2 separate regions of the Mus musculus genome follow, and region 1 is linked to region 2. The links are chromatin loops, found by intact Hi-C in ENCODE. Cell type or tissue: left cerebral cortex. All regions are shown on one strand. Each heading gives the region's core, and the rest is flanking DNA. Links, peaks and the distances in the headings are about the cores only.

The links. Hi-C counts contacts between places; a loop is a spot of excess contacts. Peaks named below come from ENCODE experiments on the same cell type or tissue, not always from the same donor. Only the 100,000 strongest peaks of a DNase experiment are listed, where the experiment ranks them.
Region 1: it touches region 2 in a loop (2.0-fold over the local background); 2 of 42 quality-filtered maps call a loop at or near these places.

The regions. Positions count from the first base shown.
Region 1 is chr5:135,105,651-135,111,019 of GRCm38, reverse strand. It overlaps Mlxipl (MLX interacting protein-like), which reads right to left and starts at 4,129. Exons shown (of 17, transcript NM_021455.5): 1 at 3,805-4,129. The coding sequence starts at 4,097. In left cerebral cortex, for the core only: a CTCF peak has its summit at 3,121 (motif pointing left); DNase peaks (open chromatin) are centred at 3,124 and 4,193; H3K4me3 peaks cover 719 bases.
Region 2 is chr5:135,344,039-135,349,407 of GRCm38, reverse strand. It overlaps Fkbp6 (FK506 binding protein 6), which reads left to right. Exons shown (of 8, transcript NM_001277891.1): 3 at 1,442-1,531; 4 at 3,116-3,318; 5 at 4,640-4,759. Among named protein-coding and RNA genes, the nearest start is that of Fkbp6, 3.3 kb to the left of the region's middle. In left cerebral cortex, for the core only: a CTCF peak has its summit at 2,795 (motif pointing left); no DNase peak of the experiment used is centred there.

The DNA of each region.
Region 1 (5,369 bases), core at 69-5,068, 240 kb after region 2:
GGCTGGGGCTGGGAGTGTGGCTCTGCCAACAGAGCACTTTCTAGAATCCCCAGTGAGGGGCTGGGGGCGTGGCTCAGTGGCAGCTTTCCCAGGAACTGGACACGACTGGATTCCATCCTCAACACTGTATAGACAGTATAGACTGTATAGACACACACACACACACACACACACACACACACACAACACACACGAAGGCCTGCTCTCTGGGTAGCTCCCCTGGGTGAGGGATGAGGGTAAGGGATGAGGGGTGAGCATCTGAGCCCTCCTCCTCTTCCTGCACTACCTTGAGTGCATGGGTCATTGGCTCTCCTCTCCTTTCTCGTCTCCAAGCTCCAGTATTTGCTTTGAGCTAATGGTGGCTGCCAGGGTGTGGGACGTGGGGTGGCAGGGGCTGCCACCTCAGGAGACAATGGGCTTCATTACCCAAATAGGCCACCCTAGCCTGATGGCTGGTCCCCTACCTCCCATAGCTAGATAAATACCATCTGTCCAAGAAGTGAACATGATTGGGTTGGGGACACTAATCCTTCCTGGGCCAGCTCCTGTTGTCATATAGAGTAAATGGGGGACACTCCTAAGTTTGTGACCTCTGTCTGTATCCCAGCAACCATTAGGTTCTGTTCCCCCAGGGTCCTACCCCAGCCTTCTGCTGTCCCTCCTCCAACTCCCGCAGAGGGTTGGTAGCCTAGGATGAGGGGGATGAGTCAGTGACAATATCCAAGTCCCGAGGAAAGGATTTGGTTGAATGCACGTGAGAGAAGAGTCCGGTTTGGTGCAAAAAGTCTAGGGCCAAGGTTCAAAAGCTGTGTGCAATGGGGTGAACCAGAAAACCTCAGAAGTGGGAGAGAGGGAGGATGTGGGGTGCATACACTCTGTGAGACCAGAGGACAAACTCAAACGTGGTTCCTCAAATGAATCTGCCTCCGTTTTTGAGACAGTCTCTCTCATTGGCCTGGAACTCACCAACCAAGTAAGCTAGGCTGCTTAGCTGGCAGGCTACAGGCAGCTGGCTAGCCATCTCTGTCTTGACTACTGGGATCACAAGCACACACCAGCAAACCAGACTCTTTTTTTTTTTTTCTTGTCAGTTCTGGGGCTTGAACTCAGGTCCTTAAGCTTGTAAGACAAATAACTTTACACCAAGTCCCTCTTTTTTTTTTTTTTTTTTAATTTTTGCCAGCTAGCTTGTTTGTTTTAATGCGGGGCCTTGCTCTGTAGCCCCAGGCTGGTCTGGAGCCTCATCCTCCTGCCTCAGCCTACAGACTGCTGGGATGACCAGCCTATGCCACCACTCCCTAGACAAGTGCCTTCTTGGACCATTTACAGCTATCCTCCCTGGGGCTTCCACCCACAGAAGCAGGGAACAGAGTGTGCCAGGAGCGCTTCTTGGCAGGGGTGAGGTGCCCAGGCCTCTGTGGGCTGTCTGCAGGCTGTCCTTCTCCCTGCCTAACTGACCAGTTCCACCCACCACCAGACCCCCTGCCTGGCTGCCCCAACCCCACATTTCTAGCTGTTCACTGGAGAGCCTCACCCTCTGCAATACCCTTGGCTTCAGAGAACCCCTAGTCACATCTTACAGTCCGCAGATTTGTTTGTTTGTTTGTTTGTTTGTTTGTTTGAGATGGTAGGATCTCCTATCATCTCCAGCTGGCCTCAGACCTTAAGTTCCTCCGCAGTGGAGGGCAACCTTGACCTCCTGGCCCTCCATCCTCAGCCTGAGTTCTAGGATTCTAGGCATGCCCAACCCCACAGGGTTCATGAGCGTGAGCACGGGGCATTTGCTTTTGTTTTTATTTTTATGTCTCACTGGGAGGGGAGCTCGTGGGTGGCACATGGAGGTCAGAGTTCAGACAACTATGGAGTCAATTCCCTGCAGCCACTTTGATGTGGGTACTGGGAATCAGACTCAGGTCACCAGTCCGGGACCAAGCACCCTCCCTGGCAGAGCCTCTCCTGGCCCACGTTTTGTTTTATGTTTTTTTTTTTTTTTCTTCACCAAAAACTCCTGTGTACTTGGCTAACTTGGGTATCCTCAGAATCCCACTCAAGAGAATTTAATAGTCTGGCTCTTTGGCGGGTGGGGGACACGGCACTCTCCACCCTAGGGAGCTGCAGTTTAGGGAGTGCCCTCAGACCCTCCACGTGCTCTTTCTCTAAAACCGCTTCCCTTCTGTCTGCCCAAGGTCTGAGCTGGAAAGCCCTCTAAACCTGCCCAAGTGGAATGTATGGCCGAAGCAGGAAGCCTGAGTTGGGAGTGGTCGGGAAACGGGAGACCCTTTGGGGGAACATGGGGACCCAAGGCTTCTTGTGGCTCGTGCCTGTAGTTCCAGCACTTGGAAGGCCAGAGCAGAATTCCAGGCCAGCCTCGGTTTTACAGTGAGTTCCAGGCTAGCTTAGTCTACAGTGTGGGACTCAATAAGAGAAAGAGAGTGAGGGATATTCTCCCTCTCCTTTAATCGGAAGTCTTTGATAATTAAAGCACTGCCCCAGTGTGAGCTGCTTCTGGTGTTCTGAGACCTTAGATGGCCCCTTCCCAGGCAGTCTCATGATGTCCAAGGGCGGGGGAGGGGCAACGGGACAGGGAATTTGAACTTTCCACATTGGTCTCAGCGCCCTGAACTATCAGGTTGCAACATGACCTGGGCTTGAGGCCAGAACTTGTGGGCCAAGGTTACTCTGCCTCCAGCCAATGGGGTCGCGTGGCTCTGCCGCCACGAGGTGGGCCACGCTCTTCCGCAATTCCCACCCCAGCTCCAGGTCCCCTGTGGGGCTGCAGGTGCCGGTCTACAGCCAGCGGTTCTACGAAGGGGAGGAGGCTCGCTGAAGAAGCGTGATATTTACAGAGAAGAAAGATCAAGGCCGGCCGATCCCCCTTTCTCTCCTACTGTTTTCGGTTGATAATTTATCCTCTTCCCACTGCTCCCGGGAACTTTGCTCCAGGGCACTGGGCCAAGACCCCAGTTCGCGCCCTCCTCGGGGACACATAGGTGGGGCTGAAGCTGGGTGCGGCCCCGGAGGTCTGAGCCGTAGTTACAGGGTTCCTGGCTGCCTTGCAGCCTCTTACCGGGTTCGGGGAGACCAGGTTTTCCCTACCCGACCTAGGGTGGACTGCAGCACCCTCTGCTGGCTCTGGGCAGGTGCTGGGCACCGTCTTCCCGCCAACCTTGACGTAGCGTTCTAAATCAGACACGGTGGCTCATGCCTGTAATCCCCGTATTTGGGAGGCCGAGATGGGAGTCCAGCCTGGGCTACCTAGCTCAATGCCAGCCTGAACTTTAGAGTGAGACTCTGGCTCACCAAACTAAATCAAGCCAAAATAAATGGTGTCTGGGCAAGTGAGCAAGAAACTGTTTCCATGTAAGTGGACACTGCCTATGAGGGCGACCACGGGATAACTGCAGCGTGCAGGGAAGAGTGGGACTTTGCAGGGACTGCTGAGGATGAACGAAACAGTCCAGGCATACCACGAGTGGAGGGAGGCAGTGGACGGGATGGGTTATAGTCTGAGGAGTGTGAAAGACACCTGGCATTTAAGTGCAAAAGCAGAAGAATCAAAGAGCGGGGGCCCAACCGTAGAAGGCCCTGCAAAGGTGGAGACAAAGGTGGAGGACAGGACAGTGGCGCCACAAGCAAGTGATGGGACACAAATGATTCATGAGGGTCCGTGGGTTGCGCAGGACCAGGCGAGGAAGATAATGCCTAAGTTGTGTCCAGCGTCCCCCGTAGCAGTTTGGGACAGGAGCCCCAGTGCGCGGTCCCACCACGGAAAGCTGGGACTCAGGCTCCCCGGTCCGCCCTCACCTGTAAGCCAGGCTCAAGCACTCGAAGAGGTGGGTGAGTGTCGGATCGATGCTGCGCGGCCCGAAGTCGGCGAGCCCCACGGGCCCCTCCTGGTCGCGTCGCCGGGTCAGCGAGTCGCTGTGCGGCGAAGACACCATGAAGTGTCCGCTGTGGATGACCTGTGATCGATGCAGGCCACCCGCGCTGCGCCGGGGACTCGGATCCTCCAAGTCCGTATCCGAGTCCGAGTCCGGGCTAGGGACGACCCGGGGGACCTGCAAGTTCACGGATAGATCCGCCAGCGCGCGCGCCATGGCCACTATTGTCGCCAACTCTCGGGCGCTCTGGAGAGCGCTTAACGTAGCCAGCTGCGCCTAATTACCATGGCCACGCCCCTGTTCTCCTGATAGGTCCTTGTGGTGGGCGTGGCCCTTAGTTGGCAGGTGATGTTTAAATTAGCATAACCAGTGAGCGTGGTGTGAAACCACTGATCCTGGAGCTTTGGCGGTGCTTCGCCTTTCTTTCTGTTGAGAGCACTTTTTAGTCTCTACTTTTCAGGTTTCAGAAAGTCTGGCTGGGGCTGGGACTGGGCTGGGGCTGGCTAGCGTGCACAAAGCCTTGGGTTCGATCCTCCGAACCACAGACACTAGCATGGGGGTGATTCTGTAAGTGTAACACTCGGGAGGTGGAGACAGACAGACAGATAGACAGACAGACAGACAGGAAAGAAATAAAGAAAGAAAGAAAGAAAGAAAGAGAGAGAGAGAGAGAGAGAGAAAGAAAGAGACAAAAAAAAAAATCCCAAACAACAAACAAGACCGCTAGCCGGTAAAAGCCTTTGCCACCAGGCTTGAGGACAAGAGTTCAAACCCTAGGACCCACATGTTGGAAGAAAATACTCGATTTTTAAAATTTGACCTCTGAGATCCATATGTATTCCTAGACACATAAACACTAGATAGATAGATGGAGAGAGAGAGAGAGATAGGATAGATAGATAGATAGATAGATAGATAGATAAGATAGATAGATGGATAACCAGAAATTCAGGGTCATCCTCTGCTTCATAGTGAGTTCAGTAAATCGCTTGCCTGCCTTCTTCACTTTCCCAGGGTCCTGTGCGGTTGAACCCCAATGCTTGCTTGTACCCAGGCGCTCTTATGATTGTCCTATGCCTCTACAGCAAAGTTCAGAAGTGGACTCTAAGAGTTCACCTTCTCTAGATCACCTCCCTGCACTCGGGCTTTCTCCTCGGGAAGTTCTCTCACCAGCCCTGAAGCCTAGCTTCTTTCTGTTCCTGCTTTTCTTCCTTTCCTTTTTTCTTTCTTTCTTTCTTTTTCTATTTTTGTTTTGTTGTTTTTCTAGGTAGGGTTTCTCTGTGTACTCCAGGCTGTCCTAGAACTCATTCTGTAGACCAGGCTGGCCTGGAACTCAGAGATCTGCCTGCCCCTGCCTTGGGAGCACGGGGATTAAATGCACGCACCTCCACCACCACCCAGAGATATGGAACTTTCCATGGAGAGTAGAATTTAAATTTTATGGTCTTCTTGTCTCTGCTTCCACAGCGATGGGAGTTTTATAGACAA
Region 2 (5,369 bases), core at 120-5,119:
ACGTTTTATAGTGTGCTAGGGACAGAGCCCTGGGAATGTACACCAACCCTCTTGGCAGGGTCAAGGTGTTGTTTCCAGGTACCAGGGATTGAACCTGGAACCTGAGTACCTTCAGTGAGTGATTGCATATTTACAAAATACGGCGTTTTATGGGACTGGCTGTGTTTCCCCTGAACAAAGAGGGTTTGGTTTTGAGAAGCAATCTCATGTCTGCAGGCCTCAGACCGTATGTAACCAAAGATGACTTAGAACTTTTGTGTCACCTCCCAAATGCTTAGACTACTCGTGTCTGCTAACATGCCTGGTTCTGAGGTGCTGGGGATGGAACCCTGGGCCTTCTACATGCTACTCAGACATTCTACCAACTGGGCCACATCCTCTGCCTGTTTTGTTGTTGTTTATCTGGTTTTGTTTGTGGTTTTGATTTTCTTGTTTGTTTTGTTTTGGGGGTGGAGTGGTGGGGTTGTTGTTGTTTTGTTGTTGTTGTTTGTTTTTCAAGACTGGTTTCTCTGTGAAACTCCCTTTGAAGACCAGGCTGGCCTCGAATTCACAGAGAGCTGCCTGCTTTACCTCCCAAATTGCTGGCATATGCCTTTGTTTTAATTTTTTCTTTAAAGATTTGTTTGTTTGTTTGTTTGTTTGTTTATTACATCTAAGTACACTGTAGCTGTCTTCAGGCACACCAGAAGAGGGCATCAGATCTCATTACAGATGGTTGTGAGCCACCATGTGGTTGCTGGGAATTGAGCTCAGGACCTCTGGAAGAGCAGTCAGTGCTCTTTAACTGCTGAGCCATCTCTCCAGTCCTGTTTTAATTTTTTGTTTGTTTTTGAGATACGGTTCACTGTGTAGCCCTAGGTAGCCTGCAACTCTGTATGTAGTAGACCAGGTCAGGCTCTCCTCAAACCTCAGAGATCCACCTGCCTCTGCCTCCGTAGTGCTGTGCATCACCAAGTCTAGCCTTTTTTTTTTTTTTTTTTTTAAGACAGGGTCTCCCTGTATCTCAAGCCAGTCTCAAATTGACCCTCTTCCTGCCTTAGCTTCTTTAGAGCTGGGGTGACAAGTGGCTGCCATTTTTGCCTGCCTTGAGCTTTTCAGAAACAAAGCAGGCTTGGTTCATCAGGAGAGCTTTTGAACCTCAGAGCTGAAAGTCAGATACTCAGAACCCCACAAGAAGCTCTCCTGCGAGTCGGGGTGCCAGGCAGCGTAAACTCATTTAATTCTCCCCCACCCCCGGACAGCGTCTCTGACTAGACAGGTGTCTAGCACTAGCATAGATTTGCAGTGTAGCTGAGGCTACTCCTGTCTTCACTTTCCCAAGTGCTGGGATTACAGACGTCCTCTACCACGAACAGCCAATCGTAGTGTTCCCTGTTGATGGCTCTGGCGGTGCCTCAGGCATGGTTTCCTCACATTCGTGCTGTCTTTTCCTCTGCCTTAGTGAAATATTCTGGATACCTGGAGCACATGGACAAGCCTTTCGATTCTAATTGCTTTAGGAAAACACCTCGGCTGATGAAACTTGGAGAAGGTAAAGTCACCTGGGTCATTTGGGCAAAAGAGGCCATGTTTTAAGACTGTCACAGCATCCAGGAAACAGGTTCTTAGAGTTTGTAGCTGAGCTTGGGTTTCAGGGAAGCACCCAGGTTGTCTTGTCACTTTTCTTCTTGAGACATTATTTTTGGCTGGTAGCCTACCTGGCAAGTTTATCTTGGCATCTAAGTTGCCCATTGGGTGCTATTAAAATTTTTATGTATATGTGTATGTGTGCCCAGTGCCTGCAGAGGCCAGAAGAGGGTGGCAAGCCGCCTGGAACTGTAATTAGGCAGTTGTTGCCACCATGAAGCAGTAAGCACTCTTTAACTGCTGAACCATCTCTCCAGGTGCAGGGCAGCTTTTAAGACGGAATCGCACTGTGAAGCCCCCACCTACCATCAACTCAGAAGTCTCCTAGCTCAGCTCTGCCACGATAGGGTGATAAACATGAGCCCCCACACCTGGATCCACTGGACAAGATGCTTTGTGCATTTATGAAATAACATAGTAAACGCTCCCTTCCTAGCGTGTGTAGTGAGATAAGACAGCACAGGGTCTGGGAGAAGGAGTCAGTAAGTGCTTGCCACTCGAGCACGAGGACCTGCTTTCCATCCCATAGAGCCCGTGGGTTTGAGTTTGTTGGTTGGTTTTTGTTTTATAAGGTCAGCTATAGTAGCATATGCTTATAATCTCAGTGCAGCAGGGCAGAAACAGACGGCTCCCTCGGGTTCTCTGGCCAGCCAGCCTCCTTAGCAGACTTCAGGACAATGAGAGATTCTGTCTCAAAAAACAAGGCAGATGCCCCTGAGGAATGACAGTTGAGACTGTCTTCTAGCATCTGCATGCATGTACACACGCATCAACACATACACGCACACATCTCAAGAGGCCACACTCAGATGATGAGATCCACATCTTATGGACCTTGCTAGGGCTGGGGAGCTTGGTCTCTGGTCCAGAAATGGACGATAGAATTAAATGAAGCCTGGAGCTCTGAGGGGTAACCTGGGTCTGCTTGGTGACATTATAGTTGCCCTCCTTTTGGCAGGGTCACAGGCATTCTGTGAAAAAGAAGGCTTGAGATGAGAGCCCTGAGGTTTGAATAAGATTTCAGTTGTGGGACTTGAGAAATGGCTCAGAAGTTAAGAGCATTGGCTGCTTTTCCAGGAGATGGGGTTCAATGTACAACACCCATATGGTAGCTTACAGTCGTCTATAACTCCAGTTTCTGGGGATCTGATGCCCTCTTCTGGCCTCTGTGGGCAGTGATTAAATGAATTTGGCACACATACAAACAGCAAAACATACATAGAAGTACACATAAAACTAAAGGAAAAAAAATCTTAAATTTCAGTTACAGTAGATAGACCACAGGCATTAATGGCAGAGAACTTAAAAGAAAGAGCAGACTATGCAACAGAGATGGAGCCTGCAGAAGATGGCGTCTGGGGAAAGTAGGACAGCAGGAGCAAGACTGAGCACTGAGTTGGCACCCAACCCAATGGGCTTGGGTTGGCATAGGGAAACTGGTACCTGTGAACGGACGGACTGAATGCTGAGTGAACCTCCTTTCTTCCAGATATTACACTCTGGGGCATGGAGCTGGGCCTTCTGAGCATGCGCAAAGGGGAACTGGCCAGGTTCCTGTTCAAGCCAGCCTATGCTTACGGCACCCTGGGGTGCCCTCCCCTCATCCCGCCAAATGCCACCGTCCTGTTTGAGATCGAGCTGATTGACTTCCTGGATTCTGCTGAGTCAGACAAGTTCTGTGCACTCTCAGCTGTAAGTTCCAGGCCTTGGACTTTCCAGCACTTTCTAAATGGAGGGATGGGATCATATTTGGGTGGCTTTGTTAGAACCCCCACCCTGACCTCCACCCAGCCTACTGCACAGTGATATCTGCTTTCCTCTATCTGAGGTAATGTAAGGTATAGATTAGCTCTGTATTAGCTGTTTGCTATTTAATTATCTTTTGCTTACTTCTCACTCAAGTTGGAGGCTACTTTTCTGGAAGTTAGACACTGGTAGCTTAATAATGAAGGTTATTGAGGCTTGGGAATGTGATAGAGTTCTTGCCTAGAACCCCCCACTAAAGGCTGGGGCTATGTATGTCAAGTAGTAGAGTGATAATATTAACAAGCCCTCAGTTTTATTCCCAGGACCATAAAAACAAGTTAGAGAATTGGTTCCTCCTTGAGAATTGAAAAAGGCTTTGATGTCGGGCAGTGCTGTTACACGCTTTAAATCCCAGCACTCGGGAGGCAGAGGCGGGAAATTGTGAGTTCAAGGCCAGGCTGGTTTACATAGTTCCAGGACATCCAGAGCTACACAGAAAAACTTTCTTGAAAAAAGGAAGGAAGGAAGGGAGCTAGGGAGGGAGGAAGGAAGAAAAGAAAAAGAGAGAGAGAGAGAGAAGGCTTTTATTAACTTGACAGGCTAGCCATGACATGAGAAGCAAGCTGAGACAGCCTCAGGGAAAGTGGGATTAGAGCTCCAGCTCTCATACCCTGAGTCTTGGCTTTCCTGTGTGACCTCTAGCTCCCTTGCCCATAGAAACAGAGCTTGTAATCCCATCAGCGACCATGGATATGTAGTGGTAGCTGTGCAGCCATTGCAGGCTTTGCTCCTCCACAAGCTTTGGTCTTACACACTAAACTGTCAGGGCCACAAGTGAATGTCTCACCATTGTCAAATCTTTCCACAGTGTACATGGTCCTGCACTTACCTGGGGTTCTGATTTCCAGGCTCAGGGTAGGGTTCTATGGAAGTTCTAATATGAAGCCGGGATATCAACATGAGCATGTAGAATCTCCTTGGGCCCTAAGCCAACTAGGACCTTCCAAATTTTTGTTGAGTAATTGGTCTGGGCTTGGCAGTCTCCTTCAGTTTCTGTGGGTCCTTCTGCTTCTCGGGGGATCTGAGAAAGACCACAGCAGCCACTGACATCTGGGCTGCTCTGTCGATGGGGCCATTATAGTATGCATCTGTGTGGCCTGGCCTCTGCACACACAAGCAGTAAGTTCATGGCCCAAGAGAGAAATGTTGATGACTGTGCCACTGGGGCTTCTGGCTCCATGTCGTTCCTCTTGTCTCTGCTCTTCAGGAGCAGCAAGAACAGTTTCCACTCCAGAAAGTCCTCAAAGTAGCAGCAACTGAGAGGGAGTTTGGCAACTACCTTTTCCGCCAGAATCGCTTCTGTGATGCCAAAGTGAGATACAAGCGGGTAAGAATGCTATGGAAGTGTGCATTCCAGAAAACTTAGCTTTTACATTTTTATGTGTATGGCTGTGCAGTCTGTATGTATGTCTGCCCACCATGGGCATGCCTAGGCCAGAAGAAAATGTCTGGTCCCTGGGAATTGATCCCCAGGAACTGTAATTTCAGACAGTTGTGAGATACCATGTGGTACTGGGATTCAAACCTAGATCTTCTGGAAGAGCAGCCAGTGCTCGTAACCTCTGAGCCATCTCTCCAGCCCCAGAAAACCTGAGAGCATACGCTTCCTCTGTTTTGCTACTCTCCATGGGCAGCCATTAAGACGATCACATTAAGCTGGGCCTGGTGGCTCATGCCTGTGATCCCAGTCTCTGGGAGGCTGGCCATAGGAGGATTGTGAGTTCCAGGCCTGCTTGGATTTCTTAGTCTCTGTCTCAGCAAAAAGGGGCTGGGGAGAGAGTTCAGTGAGTAAGAGTGCTTGCTTCATAAGCATGAGGATCTGGGTTCAGATCCCAGTGCCCACATAAGATGCTGGCATGGGTGCCGGAAGGATGATTTAACAGGGAAGAGAACTTACTGCTCTTACAGAAGATCAGAGCCTAAGTCCCAGCATCCAT